Linked DNA regions of Homo sapiens: all the other regions are linked to region 3. Evidence: chromatin loops called from intact Hi-C (ENCODE). Cell type or tissue: ascending aorta. All regions are shown on one strand.

Evidence for each region. Hi-C counts contacts between places; a loop is a spot of excess contacts. Peaks named below come from ENCODE experiments on the same cell type or tissue, not always from the same donor. Only the 100,000 strongest peaks of a DNase experiment are listed, where the experiment ranks them.
Region 1: it touches region 3 in a loop (4-fold over the local background); 2 of 110 quality-filtered maps call a loop at or near these places.
Region 2: a loop joins it to region 3, with 2.6 times the contacts of the local background. A loop is called at or near these places in 2 of 110 quality-filtered maps.

What each region holds. Positions count from the first base shown.
Region 1 is chr11:43,686,362-43,688,861 of GRCh38, forward strand. The region is part of intron 1 of HSD17B12 (hydroxysteroid 17-beta dehydrogenase 12); the gene reads left to right. Among named protein-coding and RNA genes, the nearest start is that of HSD17B12, 6.9 kb to the left of the region's middle. In ascending aorta, no CTCF peak of the experiment used is centred here; a DNase peak (open chromatin) is centred at 1,180; H3K27ac peaks cover 1,514 bases.
Region 2 is chr11:43,961,877-43,964,376 of GRCh38, forward strand. It overlaps a transcript of ACCSL not described here. Among named protein-coding and RNA genes, the nearest start is that of C11orf96, 20 kb to the left of the region's middle. In ascending aorta, no CTCF peak of the experiment used is centred here; a DNase peak (open chromatin) is centred at 1,485; H3K4me3 peaks cover 909 bases; H3K27ac peaks cover 1,844 bases.
Region 3 is chr11:44,031,462-44,033,961 of GRCh38, forward strand. It overlaps a transcript of ACCSL not described here. Among named protein-coding and RNA genes, the nearest start is that of ACCSL, 15 kb to the right of the region's middle. In ascending aorta, no CTCF peak of the experiment used is centred here; DNase peaks (open chromatin) are centred at 950 and 1,429; H3K4me3 peaks cover 677 bases; H3K27ac peaks cover 2,500 bases.

The sequences.
Region 1 (2,500 bases), 350 kb before region 3:
TGGAAAAAGTTCTGCAGATTAAAGTTGGCAGGGCAACTTTCAAGTACTAGTGCTGGAGTCTACATAAGAGGAAACAGATGCAACTGAAGATTGGACCTAAAAGCATACCTTTATTTGATTTGGAGGAAAAACCAAAGAGGGAGGTTTCCTGGGATTACAGATCCTGAGTTTACATTCCCTGAATATCTTTTTCCCTCACTCCCCTCCCGACTAGCCCCCATTGCTCCCACCCTGTTTTTTTTTTTTTTTTTCCTGTTCTTTCTTTCTGTGCAACACTAACTTTCCTATTTAGAGGTCAAACTTGAACTTGGAGACCCAAACCTAGACTTGAATTCTAGCTTCCCTACAGATTTCATAGGCTTATTGTGAAGGGTAAATGAGAATACTTATTCTCTGTAAAACAGATAGTACATAAGTGCTTGATAACTTGTTATTATTATAGTATTATTAGCCTTAGTAGCACTGTGCTCTGATTACCTGAGCTAATTGCCAGGGTAGGGTTTAGAAGAAAGAGTTGATATCTGGGTGACTACATTGTCAGATAACTGAGATTACCATTGCTACTTGCAACTGAGAGTGTTGAGCTTTAAAACTAATTTTTTGTTGTTGTTGGTTTTGGTTGGTTGAATTGAGGATAATTTATTTCTTTCAGTTTCAGAAAAATTTGTCAGATTTACATAACAAAATTTATAAGTTTAGAATGCATGGGTAAACGGATTTGAATAGATCAGTTTCAGTGCCATTAAAAGCTATTTGTAGATAAGGATAAGTTAAATGTATATTTTAAAAACAGTGCATCCTTTATTTCATTTCCCTTCTTGTCACTCTTAGCAAAACAACATGTAGCAATTCATATGCATGTCATCTGGGATGGATTGAGATTAAGGTTAGGGAGGCAGGGTGAGCAAAGCCCTCACTGGGCTTGGTGGAGAGTATGACATAACACTATTCATTTGCCCATTTATCCACCACAAATACTGTTGAGTGCTAACTATAGACCTTATAATAGTCCAATGGGATGACAAACAGTAACAAAATGAATAAACTGTGCTATGGTAAGTGGTGAGAACAGGAAGTATTTGGTCCTATGAGAATTTGTGAGGGAAAGTTCTAGAGCTGTGCTGGGGAAGCAGTGCCTCAGCTGAGATCTGGCGGTTGAGTGTAAGTGAGCAAGCTGGAGTGACAGGAAGGGCAGAGGGAAGAATGTTCTTGGCAGAAGGAAAAGCAGTTGCTAAATTCCTAGGGCAGGAAAGGGCAGGGCCCTCATGAAACGAGGGCTGAGTGACGAGCCAGGAAAGCTCAGATATGAGTGCCATGGAACTGGAGAGGCAAGAAGGGCAATGAGCAGGGCCTTCAGCCTTTATCCTGGAGCAGTGGAAAGCAGTTGAGGTGATTTTAAGCAGAAGGGTAACACTGTTGTGTTTGCAACTGTAAGCCGAATTTCTTGTTTCTATGACTTCCCTAGAGTTATTGCCGGCCCTCTTTGGGAAAACATTGTTACACAGAGATAGATCAGTCTAGGTATTCAGATAAACTCAGTTAAAATTGCCTTTTTTAAAATGTCAATTGGCTGGGCGCAGTGGCTCATGCCTGTAATTCCAACACTTTGGGAGGCTGAAGTGGGCGGATCACTTGAGGCCAGGAGTTTCAGACCAGCCTGGCCAACATGGCAAAACCACATCTCTACTAAAAATACAAAAATTAGCCAAGTGTGGTGGTATGCACCTGTAGTCCCCGCTACTCGGGAGGCTGAGGCACCAGAATAGCTTGAACCCAGGAGGCGGAGGTTGCAGTGAGCCGAGATTGCACCACTGCGCTCCAGAGTGGGCAACTGAGCAACACTCTGTCTCAAAAAAAAAAAAAATTTAATGAATACAATAAAATGGGAATTTATGCTTTTTGTAAGGGATGCTACTTTTGTGCACTTCTTAGTTATCATCTCTCAGAGACCATTTCTGTCTGGGGGAAAAGTCTGATCACTGTGGTATGGGAAGTTCTTCTCTTACAGGGACTGAGTGATGGGGTTATTGAAACACTGAAACTAGGTTATTGCGTTGTCATGGTAACTCCATAATACCATGGTGTGGTAGTTGAGAAGCTTGCCACAAATCTGTATCAGAAAGAACGCTTTGTTTTATTTGTCGATTTTTGTCTACAAAACAATGCGTTTGCCCTATCTCTAACTGGCAATTCCAGGAAAACTATCCAGTTTCTGGAAAGTTATCTTTGCCACCATTTAGTGAAGTTATTTCCATTTAAATAACCTAGTCATTGTGGAAGAGAGGAAGGGCTAGACAGTTTAAGAACTTGAACAATTGGTGCCTCTCAAGAGTATTACATTGGGAAACAGTATAGCTAACAAACAGATTGGCTTTGGAGTCAGTGGGCAAGCTGTGCTGTTACTAAGCTGGTTGACCTTAGGCAAAAATAGTTAACCTCTGAGCATAACTTCTTTCATTTTTTAGGGGGATGATACTTTTCGGGATTATTATGACAATTA
Region 2 (2,500 bases), 70 kb before region 3:
CTTTATTTACATAGGGCGTACCCCAAGTAGAGGGTATTTAAACTCACTAGAACTCTGTAACAGGGCCTTTGAGCCCCTATGCTCAGGGCTGCTCCCACACTGTGGAGTGTACTTTCTTTTTCAATAAGTTCTTTCATCCCTTCTTACTTTGTGCATTTTGTCCCATTCTTTGTTCAAGATGCCCAGAACATGGACACCTTCCACCTGTAACATCTCTCCCCCTCCCTCTCTCCCTCCCTCTCTGTCATTCTCTGAGTCAACAATCTTTGCCCTAAGAAATATAAAAATTGGTACTAAGAGTGAGGCGCTGCCATAATGGAAACCTAGTTGTCAGGCAGCAGGCAGCAGGAGGACAGATATCATAGGCTGGAAATCTACGGACTCTTGGACAAATAATAGGTGAAATTCTCTCCTGCAATAGCCAGAAAGGGAGATCTTGTACCTTCCAAGGCTGTAAGTAAAAGAGAATTTGGGAAGAGCTGAAAGGTTAGTGAGTATTGGCTGTTCCTTGTTCCTTTTAGGAAGGTATGCAAAGAAAAGAGATGACGTTCGCAAGGACTGGCCAGATTTCAAACAGAGATGAAAGGAAAAGGCAAGTGTCTAGAGCAGCAGGGGCTTCTGTAACCCAAACAGCAGAACAGACAGCTGTGGCTCCGAGTCTTTCTCAAACACTATCCAATTAAGCAAAACATCTATCCAAAGGATCCAGCCCCAAGGCAAAGATTAGACTAAGGGCATTGCTTCTCTTTTACGCCTATTATTCAACATTTCTCAAAATAGCTGTCGTTAATGCAAGGAAAAAAGGCGTGGCTAAACCAGGAAGCAAAGAAATGAAGCAGGCTTGAGAAATATGTAAGAAAATAGCATCCTGGCTCATGAAATGACTGGAAGCAAATAGACTTGAAAGCTAATAAATCTTTCTGGGAATTGTTTTTTCCAGAGAAACCGTAAAAGCCTGTAACTGCTTAGCGTCACCAGATAGCCCTCAAGGAAGATGCATTTTCTGACACCCACTTCAGATGAGGATAATAGACAAGGGAGAATTATCCTGGCAGGGGAAGATGTTCTGCCTGCTCCGGTTTTGCCCAGGGACCACTCTGTATTGCCTGTGTTCTCTCTTCTGATCGGGGGTATCTATTGTGGCTTTCCTTTCCATATTCCTCCATTGTCTATTTGGCAAATGGGTGGGACAAATGAATTGTCTTTTAGCTTGAACACATCTGAGCCTGTGGAGAGGTCTATGCATCAGATACACAGGGCACAGTAACTGGATGGACGTTGGTTTGTGCCCCATGGAGAAGGGTTGAGTGTGTTCTATTCATAGTGAAATAAGCACGCCTAGCTATGTCGTGGCTGGAGGGATGGGCTATGGCAGAGATTAATAGTGATCCCCTAAAATCTGTTCTCTCCCTTTTTCACGGCATGAAGCTAGACAATTGACAGCCCACCCAACTCTGTGCCTTGGGTTTACCCAGTGACAAGCTTTCTCCAGTTATATGTGAGTGCAAGTAATATTTGTCACTCTGGATCCAGGCCCAAGATCGTGGGCATGCCAGCTCACAATCTCTTCTCCCTTCTCTCAGAGGGAGCAACTTGGATATGGTGGTAACTTGGCTTCTACAGAGCAGATGATAACATGGCCCCAGAGGATGTTAAAACTTGGGTCTCTGAACTACTGAATGAAGCAAAGCTGTCTGCTCTTCTGAATTGTTACAAGAGAGAAAGATAGAGTTGTGTTTTCTCTCAGGCATTGTGGTGTATGTCTCTTGTGCTACAGCAGAACTGCCTCACCCTAACTACGTATTATTCTTGCTTTACTGTTCCTGTGATCCCCCATGCGAAGTGAATTCAAGTATCTTACCATATATATGCTTTTATTTTCCCTGCATTGCTATAATGAATGCCTGGTGAATGTGACAACTAGGTTATCTGTTGCATAGATATTTATAATAGCTATACCTGCATTTAATTTGAGTGACACTATGATATATTACATAACTCCTTGCCAATGTACTTAATGCTTTTTGGCCAGAATTGTATCTTGTTGGATAATCAAATCATGACATTTATTTTTTTATTTGCCTGGTATGCCATTGCTCATCTTTTACTTTCCAACCTCTTGAGTTTGCATTAGGTGTGTCTCCTGCACACAGTATAGAGTTGGATTTTATTTTGAGATTTAATCTGAAAATATTAAAAAAAAAACAATTAATTATAGATATATAACAAGTAAAGAGGTTGAATCAGTAATAGAAAACTTCCCGTGAAAGAAAAGCCTAGGGCTGTGGCCAGGCGCGGTGGCTCATGCCTGTAATCCCAGCACTTTGGGAGCTGAGGTGGGCGGATCATGAGGTCAAGAGATCGAGACCATCCTGGCTAACACGGTGAAACCCCGTCTCTACTAAAAATACAAAAAATTAGCCAGTGGTGGGCACCTGTAGTCCCAGCTACTCAGGAGGGTGAGGCAGGAGAATCACTTGAACCTGGGAGGCAGAGGTGG
Region 3 (2,500 bases):
AAGGAAAGCATCAAGACAGAGGCTCCATGGGCTTGAATCTTAGCTTTCCCACTGGGTGGGATTAGAAATGCAATATATTTATTGGAGGAAACACCTGCAATGGATGAAAGAGAGGGAGCAGGAGGAGGTGGGAGGGCCTTCAGACTGTGTGACCCAGGGAGAGAAGACAGAAGGATGGGGATTGAGGTAGGAAGAGTCTTGCACTGCCACACACTTCCAAGAAAGGTTGAGTCAGGCTGATGGGGAGTCTTTGAGCCAAAGTAGACTGATGGAGGAATTCACGTCTCCTAGGAAGAGGCTTGTGCTAGTACCTTGGCTGTGCTCATTTATTGGCTGGGGGCAGCCCTGGAGAAGACACAGCCTTAGTGTGGATGGTGGCGGATGCAGGTGGACAGTCGCGGGGGCTGTCAGTCAATTAAACTCCCTCCAGCAGGAGATCCAAGGTGCATGTTTCACGGCCACCACATTCACTTACTCAGGGGCAATCTTGGGAAATTCCCTCAAGCTCTCTGAATCTCAGAGTCAGCATCGGTGAAATGGGACTGATTATCATAGTATCTGGGTCTGAGGGTTTTATTTCAAATTTCTATTGCTGTGTGACAAACTGTCCTCATACTTAGCGGCTTAAGACTACAATAATGTATTATTTCTCACAATTCTGTTGCTGAATGGGACTCAGTTAGGGGTCCTTCTGCTTCACATGGCATTGCCAAGGTTGCTTATGTGGCTGCAATCTAATGGGTGCTTTGCTGGGGCTGGGATATGCAAGATGCCTCACCTTCCAGGGTCTCTCTCTACATGTCCTCTCGTCACTCTGCAGTCTGAGCTGCTCTGCAGCATGGCACTGGCTTCTGGACCACCCACTGCACTTGTCAAGCTCTGCTTGCATGGCTCTTGTTCATGTCTCGCTGACTGAAGCACGTCACATGGCCAAATCCAGAGTCCATGTGCAAGGGCGTGAATACCAGAAGGCATTATTCACTGTGGGTCAGCAATGGTCCAGGCAGCTGCAGGGTGCGGGGAGGAGGATGAAATAACATTGCCAAGTGCTCAGCACAGTGTCTGGGGTGCCTCAATGCGCCCAATAACCTGGGGCTGGGGCATGATGAAATTGCTCTCTGGAAGGCTTGAGGCATTAAATAAGCACTCCTAGCTCTGGGAAAACATAGCAGAGTGGACTGGAGTGGGGAGCGGGCGGATACGTGGGCATTGTCCCCGCTCAAGAATTCCTACGAAGAAGGGAAGTGGTGAAGACCAGCTCTGCAGGTCCAGGTTTGAGGGAGACCTAGGTCAACAGAAGCCCAGTAGGTCAGAATGGGCCTTTCAGAATCAAGGAAAAGCCCTCCTGCCAAGAATTTTCCCAGTGGGAAGGAACTCACAAATGTGGTATGACTGGGAGGAAAAGTCCCACAGAAACTCTCAGCTCATCATCTCTGAGAGGCTCCCCCGAGGGAGACGCGGGTGGAGACTTCTCTACAGAGCTCAAGCCTCCCTGGCGACAGTGGGAGGAGTCGGCAGGAACTCCCTCCAAAATGTTTCTTGTATCAGCCTCAGTCTCAGAAGACTGGTGAGTGCACAGTGGAGTAAGGCTCAACAAAAGTTAATAATGAAAGAATGAAAGTTTAAATGGTCAGGTGGACGAACAGTCGGGTTTGGTGGATGGCAGGATGGAACTTGGAAGGAAGAGGCTCAAATTTATATTTGTTATTTCACATAACCTCTCCAGCCCTCCTCCCTGACCTTCCTTCACAGAGGAGAAACTGAAGCCCAGAGATGCTTAGTAACTCACCCATGGCCACGTAGTTTGCCTGGCCACGTGGTCTGTAAGTGGCTGAGCTGGGACTTGAACTTGCGGCATGAACCCTGGGCTCTTGACAAAAACTCCGTATCAGACCACAACACACCATACCATACCTCTTGAAGAGAAAGGAACTTCTTAGGGAATCCTGGCAAACAGGCCCAGAAAATGAGCAGATGAATTCAGTGCCTGCCAAAGCCAGATAGCAACCCCTTCCCAGCCAGGGAACCAGGCCATTGACACGGCCACCACTGTTGTCTCCAGCCTCCTCACCCCCAGCATGCCCAGGGCTGAGGTCATTTGATCTCCCCCACAGCACCAGAGTTCTTAAAGGGGGCCCCTCGGATTTGAAATGTGGGTGACAGTGGTAGATAGTGTCAATGGAAAATGAAACAAAACCCTTTTCTTTGTGTCCCAAGCAGGATACCAAGTCCTGGGCAGGGGGAGAAATGGGTCACTGGAACAAAATCCTCTTTGACAGCTGAAGCAGGAAGACCTTGTTTGGGGGGAGAGTAAACAGAAAGGGCCCAGAAAAGACTGACTTCACTGAGCCGCAGCTCTGGCAAGGAAAACAGCTTATTCATATTTGAAGAGGTATTGGATGCTGGTGGCATCCTAAGTGCTGGAAGGAAGGGAGACACTGCCATCAAAATACATCTAAGCAAAGTAATGAGATGCAGGAGCCCGAGAAAGAAGACATTG